Regions from separate parts of the Homo sapiens genome. Here region 2 is linked to region 1. The links are chromatin loops, found by intact Hi-C in ENCODE. Cell type or tissue: prostate gland. All regions are shown on one strand.

The links. A loop is a pair of places that touch in the nucleus more often than their neighbours do. Peaks named below come from ENCODE experiments on the same cell type or tissue, not always from the same donor. Only the 100,000 strongest peaks of a DNase experiment are listed, where the experiment ranks them.
Region 2: a loop joins it to region 1, with 2.7 times the contacts of the local background. A loop is called at or near these places in 30 of 110 quality-filtered maps.

What each region holds. Positions count from the first base shown.
Region 1 is chr17:56,123,574-56,131,573 of GRCh38, forward strand. It overlaps a transcript of ANKFN1 not described here. Among named protein-coding and RNA genes, the nearest start is that of ANKFN1, 26 kb to the right of the region's middle. In prostate gland, a CTCF peak has its summit at 3,145 (motif pointing right); DNase peaks (open chromatin) are centred at 2,498 and 3,008; H3K27ac peaks cover 930 bases.
Region 2 is chr17:56,475,392-56,483,391 of GRCh38, forward strand. It overlaps ANKFN1 (ankyrin repeat and fibronectin type III domain containing 1), which reads left to right. Exons shown (of 21, transcript NM_001370326.1): 16 at 2,097-2,263; 17 at 5,277-5,427; 18 at 6,965-7,133. Among named protein-coding and RNA genes, the nearest start is that of NOG, 110 kb to the right of the region's middle. In prostate gland, a CTCF peak has its summit at 3,681 (motif pointing left); a DNase peak (open chromatin) is centred at 3,647.

The DNA of each region.
Region 1 (8,000 bases):
AATGAAGACAACTGCACTTTAAATTAGTATTGTAAGTGAAAAGCACATTTAAGTGTGAAATCAGTAGGTGTGCTAGGTTGAAAATCTAAGAAATGAGTCAAGAAGTTAGGAGTAATTAGGTGTAAAGAGAGACCTTGCTGCTCATGGATTAACAAACTCAAGTTTGTTTTTTTCTAAAGGCCTTGTGTACATTATGTGTGTGAGCCTGTGTGCATGACTGATTGTGTGTGTGTGTGTGTGTGTGTGTGTGTGACAGAGAGAGACACAGAGAGAGAGAGAGAGAGAGAGAGAGACTGTGCAAGTCACTGCAAGTCTACATGAATTATGAGAGGCATTCCCCAGTAGGCTTAGTCCCACTCTAGGGATTCAGTAAGAACCCCCAGAAGGCATCTCTTCTGAATTTGGGCTGGCAATTAGTCACACCTGCTGACCAGTAGACGAGGGGTCCATGGTGCGCAGAAAACCAAACAAGTATACCAACTTTTAATCTAGGCCTGTATTTAACAAACTCTAAGGTCCATGTAAATCACCTGGGGTGTCGAGTTAAAATTCAGGTTCTGATTCAGTAGGTCTGGGACGGGGGCTGAGACTACATTTCTAACAAATTTACAAACATTTTGCTGGTCTGTGAACCACACTCTAAATTCTACATAATTTTCTCTTTTTATCCTAATATAATGTGTGTGAATTTCCACATTTGACAGATAAAAGTGCTGAGGCATAGAGTACTGAATGATTTGCTCAGTCACGGAGCTGGTGGGTTCAGTCCATGTGTGATGGCCACAGAATCCATGCTGCTTCTGTTATACGCCACTGTAGCATATAAGCACATTCAAGCTGCAGCTTCTTTGAGACTCAGTGTGGTGGCATACAAACGTGGTCCTTGGTACTGAGACACAGGACAGGCCCCAGTGTCCCTGCCGGTTTACTCAGCCCACTGTTTTCTTGGGTCCCTGGATTTAGTGTATGCTGGGACAGGAGTCTGGCTTTATCCACTCTAACCCTCTTGTTCAGGACCCCAGTCAAATCCTAACCTAGGGTTTGGCCCACTTTCTATTGTCCCAATCAGACGCTCGGAACAACTCTCATTACTTTTCTTGGACTAGCCACTAGACACAACTATAGGCCCTCACTCTGCCCCTTGGATGGAACTAATGAATTAGAATACCACTTGGAATATTCTAGAGTAACAGGCCTGCCTTTGGGATTATTCATTTGCCATTACCAATCACACCCTCAAGGGGCCAGCCCTTTTCTCCCCATATTTTTAACCCATGCTGTCCTTGGTTCTCTTTCCTGGTCTCCGTGTGACCTCCTGACATGCCTAATGGCAAGGTGACACTATTTCTGGGATGGTCTCTAGCTTCCTGGGGCTAACATTTTGGTTGGGGTAATGAATGCAAATAACCAGTCACTTGTCTCTCTGCTTTGCTCTTCTCCCCACTCTTCCCATCTTTAAATGCATAAAACCTGAGGAATCTACTGCAAACACCATTTTCCCATAGAACCTTTCCTAATCACCTCAACTTACATTGACCTCTCTTTTCTCTATACCCCTCTGCCCAACAACATCTTCCTTTCATGTGTCTCATAGGAATTGACACTTTTGACCTTTCACTATGGGCAGCCTGAGCTGTGACTTCCCTTGTATCTTTGGTTCCTCAAAGGGAGCTCCAAATCTGGTTGGTCCTCCTATCTCCAGCAATATGCTTTGCACATTGTATGTGCTTAGTAAATGGCTGTTAAATGTATGAAATTATTCCAAGTGAGACTAATACTTGGTATAATGAAGGAACAAAAACCAAAGAGGTGGAAGAACAGTTGAATAAAAAGGAACCTGGGAAAAAAGGAGAAGACTCCCTGAAGGTCTCATAGAAGAAATGAGATTGATCTCTCTTGAAGGGTGAGTAGGACTTCCATAGTGGGATTACTAATAATTATAATGATAACTAAAAGGTATTGTGTGCTTACCATGTTCCAGATACTGGCTAGACCATGTGCTCATTTTATCCTCATCATAGCCCTGTAAAGTAAGTTGTTTCTATGATAGTTTCCATTTTACAAATGAGGAAACACAAGGAAAGGCACAGAGAGGCCAGTTCACTTTCTCCAGGCATGTGGATCGTTCGGTAATAAAGTTATGATTTGAATCCATCACTGGAACTCCACAGCACACACTTTGAATACTAATGTTCTAAGTAGAGATGGAAATGCTCCAGGCACAGGTAAAGCCATGAGCAAAGGCAAGACAAGAGAGGGAAGCAGCAATGCACCCCACACAGCAGGGGCAGACAGGCCGGCAGGGGCCACCATGGTGCCAGACAAGGCTGGGAAGGTGGTCTGGGGACAGTCCGGGGTCATGTTTTCCCTTCATGAGAATGAAGACTATGAGCCACAGAAAAGAAATACCGAGTCAAATTTGCACGGGGAAGCATTATTTATGTGCTGTCTCTGGCCCCGCCCGGGGCTGCTGTTGTGTGGGGAACGAGGATCCCAGCCAGTGCCCCTGGACTGTTCTGTGGGCCAAGGAGCTCACTGCAAAGTCACACTTTGGAGAATAAAGCTGCTGGTGATGCCCAGAGTGGCCCAAATAAAAGTCAAATACCACATTCAGTCCTCCAGGGGTGTTTTTGCTATTAAATTAAGTCTGGAAAATAAATAATTGTCTTTGGATTTGATTTGAGAGATTTTTGGTCATTGAACACTCAGGAAAAAAAAAGGGGGGGCTATTTCTTGAAAGATTCCTTGACTGGCTCCCCCTGCCAGACGACAGCGGATCACAATGAAGGCATGCTGTCTGCAAAGAGATGCTTTTCTCCCCCTTCTTGACACAATTATCCCAGAAAAATAGAGGGGGGAGGGGAGGCTTCGTCATATGTTCCAATTTTTATTGCTACATTCCTTGGATGGCTCCATATGTTTACCTTTTGCTGACTTTAGACTTGGTGTTCTCTGTGGCTGCTGGCGTCGGCCACAGAATTCTTTCATGTCTATTACTTTATTAAGGAATGTAAAAGCCACATACAGACCGACCAGGGGACACAACAGTAGGAGACACAAATAACCCTGAATGCGCTGGCAAAGAGGAGGCTTCACACCTAATTCTCCCAGATGATTTGTAAGGCTCTCCAGGACCAAAAGGGGGCACTCTTAGCACTTGCTCCCAAGCCCAATCAATAATACCATTTTGATAAGTAAAATAGTGCAGAAACAGCACCAGGCTTTAAGATTGGTCCTGATGAAAGCAGAATGGGGTGAAAGAAACCACCCTCATTACTAGATATTTAAATTTTTTTTCTGACTTTTCATCAACTAGAAATAGAAGCTCTAAATCATGGGGAGACAGTTAAAATTAAATGGGATAAATGCACAAAAAATTGCTTTGCACAATGCCTTGGCATATCTATCATAAATGCTCAAAAAGAGTAGCTATTACATACTCAACTTTTACTACCTCTTAAAAGGGGCACTGAAGCTAGGTCCAGATTGGCTCATAGCACAAGAGTGTAATCATGAAATGGGTCTTTATATTGAATACCATTAGAAGTGAGGGCTAACAGGTAATCACTCAATTCCTACAGTGCACCGAGCACTTTGCATAAATTATCTTGTTATCATGATTTTGTAGATAAGGAAATTGAGGCTCAGGATGACTAAATATATTGTCCTCATATGTAGGAGAGGCGGGATTTGAACCTAGGTCTGTCTGATTGATTCCAAGCCTGAGCTTTTCCTTTTTTAAAATTTTATTTTACTTTTTGAGAGACTCTTGCTCTGTTGCCCTGACTGGACTGCAGTGGCACGGTCTCCGCTCACTGCAACCTCCACCTCCCAGGTTCAAGCTATTCTCCTGCCTCAGCCTACTGAGTAGCTGGGATTACAGGCATGTACCACCACACCCAGCTAATTTTTGCGTTTTTAGTAGAGACGGGGTTTTGCCATGTTGGTCAGGCTGGTCTTGAACTCCTGACCTCAGGTGATCCACTCACCTCGGCCTCCCAAAATGCTGGGATTGCAGGTGTGAGCCACCGCACCCGGCCAGCCTGAGCTTTTTCTATCAGACAAAAAACACAGTTTAGGATCTTCTGCTCATAATGCATTAGTTTCTCACTTAGTCTCAGACCCCCACAATCACTTTACCAAAGCCTGAAGCCAGTGCCAAAAAGCTCTAATCCCTTGTAGATACAATTCCATTTCTATTCAAAGATCCTAACTAAAATTCTTAACTTTTTCAGCAAAGCTTGTTTGTGGAGAAAGGAAGAACTGGGGGCTAGGTAGTGAAGGTAATTCCTATGCCATCAGCCTCCAAAGATGTTTGTTGGTATCTGGAAGATCCTTGCTTGTTTTCCTTTCAATGAGTCTCTCCAGGCTTCTGCACCTGCTATGTAATAGCAAAACTATTGTTATGAAACACACCAAAACCAAGTCCTCAAACTTCACAGAAGAATTCACTTTATTTCAGCACCAGTCCTCTCCCCTTTTCCTTCCCAGGATCTTCACTCAACTTGAAGATTTCTGCTTTCATAGGAGTTTGTAGTCTGCACTGTAACCACCCAATACATCGACAGGTTAAAAAAAGAGAGCTCTTGCTCAGAAAGAGCTAGAAAGACTGTAGAGCCTAAGGGGTTTGTTTTTACCTCCCTCCTGGAAGCCAATAGCCCTTTTTTTTTTTTTCCTGGGAGGTGCTCAGTGATTAAGAGTAAAAATGCTTTGACTTGATATGCAATGGAAAGACGGGATTCTTTGCTAAGATTACAAAATGTGTTTGCTTTGTGATTTTCCTTGCAATCCTGAAGTGGGTGAAAGACTTGCAACTGAAGGATGTTTTGATTATCAGGAGTGTTGCCCCTTAGCCAAACGAAGAAAGCCTTCAATCTCACTTGGGATTGAATGTTCTTTCGTTGAGTATAGGAGTATAGGGTGTTCTGTTCTGTAACAATGTCCTGGTTTTTAGCCCTGCAAGGCCTTCAGGATCTTCAGAAACAACATCTCTTTCCATCTCTGCGTCACTGGTGAGACTTTTTATAAAACTAGATGCTCTTTCTAATGAGAGCTGGCTATGTGTACCTAATGTTTGCACTGGGGCAGTATTTCCCAAGGCAGTAGTAAAGGCTCTGAGAAGTCCTACAGTAAAGAAACCTATGTCACTTTACTTAATCCAGGGATTCTCATATATATCTGACCACAGAACCCTTTTAGCTAACATCTATTAATATCCCATGGAAACAGTTCGGGTATAAACATATAAACTCTTGGAACTGCTTAGAAGGGATAACCTCAACTTATTGATGGATTTGGATAGACTATTTAAGGCAGAACTATTGGTCACATATTTGGGATAAACACTGAAGCTGCCTGCGTGGTCTGTCTGCATTATTTTTAGATCTGTGTAAGTATGTGTGCATGTGTTTATATATACTACATATAAATATACATTTTAGCTGTGAGGTTAGAAGATGAGGAGAAAAAAGGAGAAGATACTGCTTTTTATAAAGAAGCAATCAGTGTCTTGCAGGACAAGGGAAAAATCTATTAATTTTAAGGCATCATTGGTACCTTCTATTACTGGCAGGCTCTGGTCACAAAATTAGCATCATGTGGCTTCCTATAATGATAAAAACACCTAGACTCCTGTTCTGCATGAATGCCCTGACAATTGGAGATGACGCTTCTTCTCATCAACCTCCCAGGATTCTTTTTATTCAGCCCAGTCCACTCTTCAGCCCCAATGCAGCACCCAAAACACTTCTTTCAAAGTCAATGATACCTATATGATATACTCACTGGTACTCTTTTGGAGGATGCATTAAGTAATTCAGAAAATGGTGTAGTCTTATTCAATGTTGTGATCTAGTTTTTATTTCCAGAGCATGTTTGAAACCATCTAAAGAAAGTTCTTAGCAAACCACTCCATAAAAAAAAAAAAGTACAATGATATATATTTATTTAATTGTGGAAAAGTCATGGGAATTCTTTTTAAATATTTTAAATGAAACATAAGGTTACTTTCTGAAATAGAACTTTACCCATGTATTTTTTTAATTGTCACATATAGGGTGATTTTAAAGTAAATAAGAACACAAGGTTCATATTATTTTAAATGTATATTGTATTTGTCTTCTCAACGCTGTGGTTTTTAGGTCTGTGAATAGCATCATAGTATGGAGCCAGCCTATTAAGCAGCCTGTTTGGGTAAGGAAAGCCTTAGACCAGCACAATGTTGTATTGCTCACTGTGTCCTTCCAATATGGTTAGAATTCCACAACCTAAATGATCATTTGTTGAACAAATTCATGCTTTTATTAGTCAAAATACAGAGAAAACAGAGCCTCCCTGTTTCAAGATATTTGCTAATGCATGGTTAATTATCACATATAGCTTACTATAATTCATTTTACAGGGGAGACCTCCTGCAGGTAACATACTAGCAGTTTATGAACCAAAATAACCTCGCTATAGATTAGAGCCGTCCCAGGGCCGCTCAGACAGTTGGTGCTTCTAGACCTTCTCACTTCACATTGCTAATTCGAACAAGGCTTTATTTTTATATTTGTCAGCAGCAAGACTGTAGGATGGTTGTTAAACCTCTCCCAGGCCTAATTAGAGCAGCAATGCTCGCATTCATAATGAAGCTCGTGTCTTGCTCAGGAGGCAGTGATCTGGGCTGTTACAGTAGCTTCCTGGCAGGCCCTCGCTGGCAGTTTTAAGGTAGCTAGTGGCTGCGATATTAAGTGACTGTTGAAATTCATTGACTCCACCACGGCTAATGTGTCTAGATGACAACAAGTTTACACGGTTCTTTTATAGTTACAGCAAATAGGTCCATTTAAATATTTATTAGGTGATTATGGTGATGTGAAATGGAAAAAAAAATGCAAAGTGCAATATCTCAAGTATGGCTGTTTTTAACTGTTTATGTGGGGTCCGGATCATGGTATCACTCAAAATCGCTGCATCTTTCCCTTATAAATATTTATACTAGATCAGCAGTGATGAATGCTAATTTATTTGCATTTTGTTTCTTTATTGACTTCTCCCTGGGCAGAGGTTAGCTGTGAAAAGTCATGCAGGTTTACTGGATTGAAGGATATTTCGATCTGCCAACCAAGGGGCATTTTGATTAGATGGGGGGAGGACAGTTCACTTTGCTGAAACTGAAGAGCCCTTTTTGCTCTTGGAGATGCAGCCTGAGAGTGTATTCAGGCAGCTGGTGTTTTGCCCTCTGTCAGAGTTGATGTGCACACTGGCAAGCAGTTTTGCCTCCAAAAGACTGCTTTTCTGTATAGCAACTTGTCAAACCTCCTTGGACTGAATTGGGTGAGGCTGGCTGATCTGGGTGTTTGTCAGGCTTCTAACTTGAGTTTTTTTTTTTCTTGTTCTGTGAGTCACTTAAAAGATTACATTTTCACAAAAGCAAAAAGGCATATGTCTTAAATTGAATGGGGCATCTGAGACAAAGAGAGGAGCAGTTGAAAGAAACCCAGCTTTGTGCCGTAAAGACTAAACCAGTATGATACCAAAGAGCTCAAAAAATCTGTAGGGGAAACTGTCAGAAAATTCCAGGCAGATAAAGGGCAAATGGAAGTTGTCACTTTGCAATTGAATATTTTGACTCTCTAGGTAGCTAGAACATAAGATAGTGATTCCCAATACACCATCCATAATGCTGTTTATTATTTTCTTTCTTATGTCTTGAAACAAACTGTATCTGTATAGCCTCAATATGTGTAAATGGAGAATATTCAGGAGGTTTTTAGAAGCAGCTTTTGAAATAACCCATTACTACATATAGGATGCCCTGGAGATCTGAGGACTGTCTAAATGAAAGTTTGCGTGAAGCACTTAAGGCCACTAAATCAGAAATCTCTGAAGCCACCATAATTGTTTCAGTTGGCAAAAATAAAAAATAAAAAATCTCTGACTCTAATTTGTATCTCTTTTTACAAAATGCACTCATTTAGAGTTTGGTCTGTTCTAGTGGAGCCCAGTCTTGAACCTGT
Region 2 (8,000 bases), 350 kb after region 1:
AGACAGAGGAGACAATGTACAATAACATCTGCTAGATGTTGCAGATGGTTAATTCTACAGAGGAAAGATCACTCCTCTAGAGTATGATGGTCAAGGAAGATCCCATACTTTTCCATTCCATATAGAATTCTATAGACATTTCAATGTTTGTTTTCTCACCTTCCCTGAATTTAATGGTAGAGTTGATTCCCTTTACCTTACCCTTTTAAATATTTTCATTAGTATTATTTTAATTGACAAGTTATATTTGGATATAGTTGTGGGGTACAAAGTGATGTTTTGATATATGTATACAATGTAGAATGACTGAATCAAGCTAATTAACATATCCATCACCTCACTTACTTATCATTTCTTTGTGGTAAGGCACCTGAACTTTACTCTCTTAGTTGTTTAACCCTTGTTTTTTTGAAAACCAGGATATGCTCCTACTTACAGGAAACTTTCTCCTATACTAAGTGTATTAGTCCATTTTCACACTGCTATAAAGAACTACTTGAGACTGGATAATTTATGAGGAAGTTTAATTGAATCACAGCTCTGCAGGCTTAACAGGAAGTATGCCTGAGAGGCCTCAGTAAACTTACAATCACGGCAGAAAGTGAAGGGGAAGCAAACACGTCTTACCATGGCAGAGCGGGAGAAAGAGAGTGAGGCAGGAAGTGCCACACACTTTTAAACCATCAGATCTTGTGAGAACTCACTATCATGAGAACAGCAAGGAGGAAATCCACACCCATGACCCAGTTACCTCCCACCAGGCCCCTCCGCCAATTGAACATGAGATTTGGGTGGGGACACAAATCCAAACCATATTAATAAGTTACCTGACTCGTCACTCCTAACTTTGTGTCACAACCCCCACTGCCCAAATGTAAAAGTTTTACCTACTGATGTGGAGGGATGGTATCTGAATTTTGTAATTATTCGTTATCTGAGTCCCTGCAGTTGTATAGAGAATCAAAAGTCACAACCCAAATAGTTCACTGGAGAACTGACCACACAAAAAACAAGATTCCATTCAAACATCCCTGTACTTAACTTGGTTGACACTTACTATTGAATCAACAGCTTTGTTCAGTCTCTGCTGCTTTTGGAATATTATGATGTGACAATATAATGCAAATTCAATGAAAATCCATTACAGGGCAAAATTTAAAATCTTGTAAAAGATACAGAATTCAGTGAAGCTGATGATGTAGAGACCTAATCAAATAACATGCAAAGCCACTGACAACTGAGAATCTAGAAGTGGTAGACCAGTTAAGGATTTGAAAAACATAACACAAGCAAGGATTTCATAAGAGTGTGACTTGAATATCAACATTTTTTAAAAGATGCCTGGAAAAAAATGTGAAGACTTCAAATACTTTTATAAACATTATCTTCTTCGTGGTTGCATTGTAAAAGTCAAATATAAGTAGTATCATTTTAGCTATCATACAATTTAATTTTAAAAATCAAGCCAAAAAATAACCAGTGCTTGATTCATTCTTTCTTCATTCTCAGAATTAGTGCGTAATTATAGCTACAACTTAAATGTTAACATAAAATTCAATAAACCTCTTGGCAGTACCTTTTTAATTTTCAAGATAAGGAACCTACTTACTATAAAATTTGGATTCTATTTTAAATCATTTTTCTTAAACGACTTTTCCATTTTAACAATCCAGAAATTACAACGCTTCCTTAACTGTGCTGTCAGCTTTTACACTTGCAAATATCTGTTTTCTCCCAGCTAAACATTAAAATCTTCAAGGACAGAAATTATCAACTCAATTTTTCTTTATTAGCTGCTTCCACCACCACCTATTCCCAAACACAACTCACACACCTACACTGGCACAGAAATCTTAGGCAAATAAGCATATAGAATATATTAAAAACTGATTACCTGGCCAAGAATTCTGCTGAAGGTAAGAGTAGCTGTACCACTATTTCCCCAGCATTCATGGTATACCTGAGGTTTCTCACCTAATTACTTAGTGACAGCTCCTTTCATTCATGACAAGCCTTCCTTAGAAAGGAAAAGGTTTTGAGATTGCCCTTCGAGTTGTTTTCTTGTTTTCTTTTTTTTTTTTTTTTTAACCCTACAGGATATTCTATCCTATCACAAAAGGAGTCATCAGCGTCTCTTTCCTGGATTATATCTGGGTTACCTAAAGCTCTGTAGCTCTGTGGATCAAATCAAAGTTCTTGTTACCCAAAAGTTGCCCAACATTCTCTGCCACGTGAAGATCCGTGAAAACAATAATATTTCTAGGTAAGTGATCAGGAGTTAAGATTTTCCTTGTGATGAAACAGTGGCTCAAGTGACCAGCTTGATGTGCCAGAAGGAAACTGAAGTGTTACTTCCAGGGCAGTTTTTATGGTGAGGTGTCCTCAGATGCCACACTGAAGTGGGGCAGAGCTTAGTTTTGGGGTTTTTTTTTGTTTTGTTGTTGTTGTTTTTTGAGACGGAGTTTCACTCTTGTTACCCAGGCTGGAGTACAATGGCGCAATATCAGCTCACTGCAACCTCTGCTTCCCAGATTCAAATGATTCTTCTGCCTCAGCCTCCCAAGTAGCTGGGATTACAGGTGTGCACCACCACGCCCAGCTAACTTTGTATTTTTAGTAGAGATGGGGTTTCACCATGTTGGTCGGGCTGGTCTCGAACTGCTGACCTCAGGTGATCCATTTGCCTCAGCCTCCCAAAGTGCTGGGATTACAGGCATGAGCCACCGTGCCCGGCCAGAGTTTAGTTTTAACATTAGAATAAGGAGGGCTTGCCTGATGGTTGGTGGAAGGCATGAGCCCATTAAAGAGGATACTGTCCTTTCACATTCCCCTCTATGTTACTCATGGTAAAACCACTGATGTTCAATCGGTTAATGAACAGCTGACCTTTTCTTTCAACACTGCTATTTCCAGTATATTTTCTTTATAATCTAAAACAGCCATGTTCTTTTTGCTTTCTGTTTTTAAATATCGCCTACAGGAATGGGTTTCATAGAGCCAATGATTCCCCCGATCTTAAAAAATCTCCTCACCCTCATTCTCCCTAACTCTAACCCTCTGGCCTGAGGACCTTGTATGTTTTCTACAACCCTTATAATTCTCTATGGAAGAAAAGAAGTAACAAGGCCCGAGCTTCTGGAAACTTGCTCTACAGTTTGGCATTTGGTGAATTACCCTGTTAGCTTTGGGAAAGTTGCCCAATCTTGGTAATCTGGCTCAACTTTACAACCCTCATAGCAGGCCTCTGAAAGTCTGCTATAATGAACTGAATTGTGCTCAACATAAAAAAAGAAAGAGAAGAAAAGAAAAAAAGGAAAGGAAGGAATAGACAAGAAAAAAAAAAGAAAGAAATTATCCAGAATTCTTCAGACCTCAAAGGGCATAAACTAGATACTCCCAAAGAGTATAAACTAGATTCTAGTTACACTCATGGATTTGCTTAGCCAAAGGAGACTCTAATTTGGTCATTTAAAATGTGACCCCTAAAGTGGCAAGACTTTATCAACTCTAATGTCTCACTAGGTTTCTTAAGTATTGCTTGATGACAATGGAGGAAATGATGATGAGGAGGAGGAGGGAACTCACTGACTACCATATTCTCTCTTCACTTATCAACTACACCTGGATTTTAAGTCTGCCATCTGGTGGTCATTGCCACAATCAACATTCGTTATCGCCTCAGTCCTTCCCAAAAGGTTACATTACACTCATCCATTTTCTAGATTTGTGTCTTAAAGGCTTGAACTCTATCTCCTAGTGGTTATACCAACTAATTTTCCCTTGCCAAGGATCCAGTTTTCATTTGTACAAAAGATTCCAGTAGCCTTTTCTCTGTCAGTTCCATCTCCTTCATCCTTCTAGCAGAAACTGATTAGTGGTAGGTGTTTTTACGATATTCCTACCGGTAATTTATTTTCTAACTTGATTACAAACGCTATGTTAGCCACGTTGTCCTTTAGGTTTATGCGTGCATATGCTAGTCACAAAACTCTCATTTTGTTCCATATCAGTGATGGGAAAAAAGAAACATTTCCCAAGCAGGTTCTCAAATATTTCAATTATTTGTGAAGCCAACAGTATGCCCAGATTGAAGTAGGATTTAATTTTGAGGTTTTGTTCTTTTCTTACTGGGACAAAGGGTAAATTTTCCATAGTCTTGTCCAGTGTGATACTTGAAATAAAACAGATATCTTGAAAACAGAAACTTTTCTAAGAGGGTAGTTAGTTAAAAGAGAGTAGTTTTTGATGAAAAGCTCATGCCACATTCAATTTGGTTTTCTGACCCACAGATTGGAGCCCAGCCTGGTAGAGCCCTTTGGGGAAAGCCTCAGAGAGTTTTCACTAGGGTGGGAACATATGTCAGCACCTCCTCTCTTTCCATCCCCTGAGAGGAGGGCTTTCCTTTCCTCTCTAGCCTGCTCCTGAGAGCCTACTGCTGCTCCCTGCAGAGTTCGAAGGAGAATCTGGGCCAACTGAATGTGTTTAGAGACTTGTGCTGAGAGACCTGTGGAAACAATGTTGCCCAAGAGGCATTTACCTTGATCTTTTCAAGCTCCTTTTGAAGAGCAGCCTTTGGGGGCAAACCAGATGTGCTTTCCTCCCACTGCCATTCTTTTCCCTTCCCTTCTGTGTGACATTTGGAAAAGTTCATTAGGAAGGATTATAGAGCATGCAGAATAAAGACACAGATTACTGGTTTGTAAGGAGGATGGAAGCAGTGATATGCATCCCTTGGTTCCTTATATTGGAATTGTCTGGTATTCCTGTTTGTGATTCTCCTCAAGCTTTTGGAAGGAGAGAAAAACCAAAATATCCCCCATGATTACAACAGGCCAGGGTTGAAATGTGCCAAGTGGTTTGTTGGCTGAGTTGGACCAGAGTCCTGTGGTTACTAAACTGCAGAATTAGCCAGTAGATGCCCCTGTGGTAAAACGTAGGATCTTAGAATTTACAGGGGATCTGCAGAGAAAGAAAAATGAAGACAGTCAGGAAATTATTACAAAATATTTGAGAACCCCAATCTCAAAAACTGATTCATACAAATTAGGCCTACTGTTCTGAGGTATATGTGGTTTGATAGGTGAACTAAGCTGAAATTAGAAAGAGATCATTTTAAGCTCCATTTGGGTGGCAAAATGTTCAAATTTCATGAATTACACTGAGTTTTAACCACCAAGCATTGGTTATCCAGGTTCTGGACACATACACTAAGAAAGTTCTGAGCTGTGTTCTGAACTTTTGTTATATTTCTAATTTTAACTTGACTCAACATACAGAGAGGAATGGGAATGGATCCAAAAGCTTTCTGGCTCTGAATCTATGGAAAGTGTGGATCATACTTCTGACTGCCCCATGCAATTGTTCTTCTACGAGCTCCAGATGGCAGTGAAAGCTCTCCTTCAGCAGATCAATATACCTCTACACCAGGTACTAGACTTTACCATTTTTATCTTCTTTTTTTATGGCTCATGGAAACTGCATTGTAACATTAAGTGGGGTGTGTGTGTGTGTGTGTGTGTGTGTGTGTGTGTAAATTTTCCTTTACTTAAACACCACTTTGCAAGTGCATGCACATTTTGAATTAATGCCCACAGGTAGACACAGCCTGCGCTTCTGTTCCTTTCCTCCAGCTCCTCTGTGTTGGACCTCTTTCACATTTTCTGGACCCCACTGTACTATGGTCTGGTCAGCAAAAAAAAAAAAAAAAAAAAAATCAATGGCTAGTCTACCTTAAAAGACAACCAGGCTCAGCTTCAAGATAGCATAAAGCAAAGAGAACATATAAATAAAGGTGTACTCACATGTACAAATGATTTCTCTAAGAATAGAAGGATAACGGTGGTATAATCTACAGCAATGTCCCAAGGATATGCCATGCTATTTTTTCTCAGAGAACTTTCTGTCAAAATTATTGTTGTATCTAAATCAAAATGTACAAATCTAACCTCCACTAATAAGCAACTTCAAGAAAAACTGTTGGCATAAAGGAGAATAGTAAAACTTTTTTAGGCTCTGCCCAATAGGTTAACATGAGGTAGCATTATTTAATTTTTTTGGCGGGGGGACCTATGTTCATCAATCCTGCCTCCCTCCCCAAAACACACACACACACACACACACGCACACACACACACATAATGAACCAAGTTTAGCCTGTAAACTGGGAGACCATTAGAGGAGCGACTGGCTCTCTTTAAATACGAGAGAGAACCATGAATTGGCCTCTAACCCATGGAGGCAGGGGAATAAATTAGAGTTCTAAGAATGTCCTTCCATTGGGGTGCTCTTTCGATTTTAAGTCTAAAACAGCCAACGCTAATGAAGACTAAATTGCACAAGATGCCATAAAGACAATAGAGAAGCAACTGGATTATTCTAAAGGTGGCCGTGTGTTCACTAGGAGAAAAAAAAGTAAGAGCTCCACTTGTGACACTAGATACTATTAAAGCGTTTCTTGGACTTAGCAGGTTTGAAGCAGCTCATATTTCATTGGTGACTCTTGGGCTACATATACATGTTGGGAGAAGGCTGCCTAACTGCCTAACAGTGCATACAACTTTTTTTTTTTTTGGATACTTGTAAAATTTTCTCAGTCCTTGGCCAGAAACTACGTTTTTCCCCCTTAACCAACTTAAATTGAAACTAGTGGATTTTTAATTCAATCCATTTTTGTTGCTTCATGTAATTATAGTCATCATTTTGAAAAGCCCACAGAATGCAATCATTTTCTGCTTTTATAAGAAGCATAAATGTTGTTTTCAGAGTTTATGTGGAACATTACTGCCTTAAATCTTGATTTTATATAGCATTATTAAATGGGCTGAACCCTAATATTTATGTTGTATAAAAATTCCAAGCTTGAAGTTGTGTAATTTTGTGAGATGTTTTATGCCAGTTTGGTGTTGTTTATGTAAGTGCCATGTTGTAACTCTCCTATTTTTCCTCCGCGCGTGTCCCTCTGCAGGCAAGGAACTTCCGCCTCTACACACAGGAGGTGTTGGAAATGGGTCACAATGTGTCCTTTCTTCTCCTGCTCCCTGCCTCAGACGACGTCTGTACAGCCCCAGGACAGAATAATCCTTACACCCCACACTCAGGGTTTCTTAACCTCCCTCTTCAGATGTTTGAACTTGGTATAGTAGCTTGTTTCACCTAGAAATATTAACCCAGCCTCCTTATAATAAAATCACAAAGTTATATCTGTTCCCCCTTGTCCCAGTGGAGGGTCAATAAATCACATGATGGCTTTGGCAACAACCCTTCCTAGAACTGTGTACAAGTCTGAGAAAAAGCAAAGCTCCAAGACTATGTGCCTGAGCAATAATTATTGAAACCTAGCAAAGGCCCAATGGAGAAGAAGGAATTCTAAACAGAAAGTTCAGTTATCAGGCTGGACTTCTTGCCTCCCTTCTGCTTTCTTAAAACGTAAATATAAAAACCGATGTTTTCATGAAAAGCACTGCCCCTTCTCTCTCTCTCTCACTCTCTTTTTCCCCTTCCCTCTCTCTCCCCACTTCCTTTCTCTCTCCTTTCCTCCCTTTCTCTCTCACCGTCCCCACATCCCCAACCAGAGAAAAAAATAATAATGAAATTTAAATGTAGAGTGCATATCACTTTGGAGGGGAAAAAAGCCTACAATTTTAAGTAGCACTGACTTATTAAATAGACTCTAAATTTCTGACAGACCATTTGAGAAATGGACAGGATCTCCCAGGATGCAATATTGTGATTATAATGTGGGATTCTGAATGGTGGAAGATCTTGTCCTGACTTTCAAAAATGAATAGCCTGGGCTCCAGTTTCTCTACTTTTGCAGAGACCCCTGCTGCCCACTGAGATTGTGAATAGGGAGGCTTTGTCCCCTTCCCATGCTTCATCTTGTAACAGGCCAGTAAGAGGCAATTAGCAAGAGTTCGGTCAGTTCAAATGAATTGTACAATTTGCAGGAGGGTGAGTGAGTGGGTGGGTGGAATGGAGGCAGACCCTCTCTGGATTGCTCC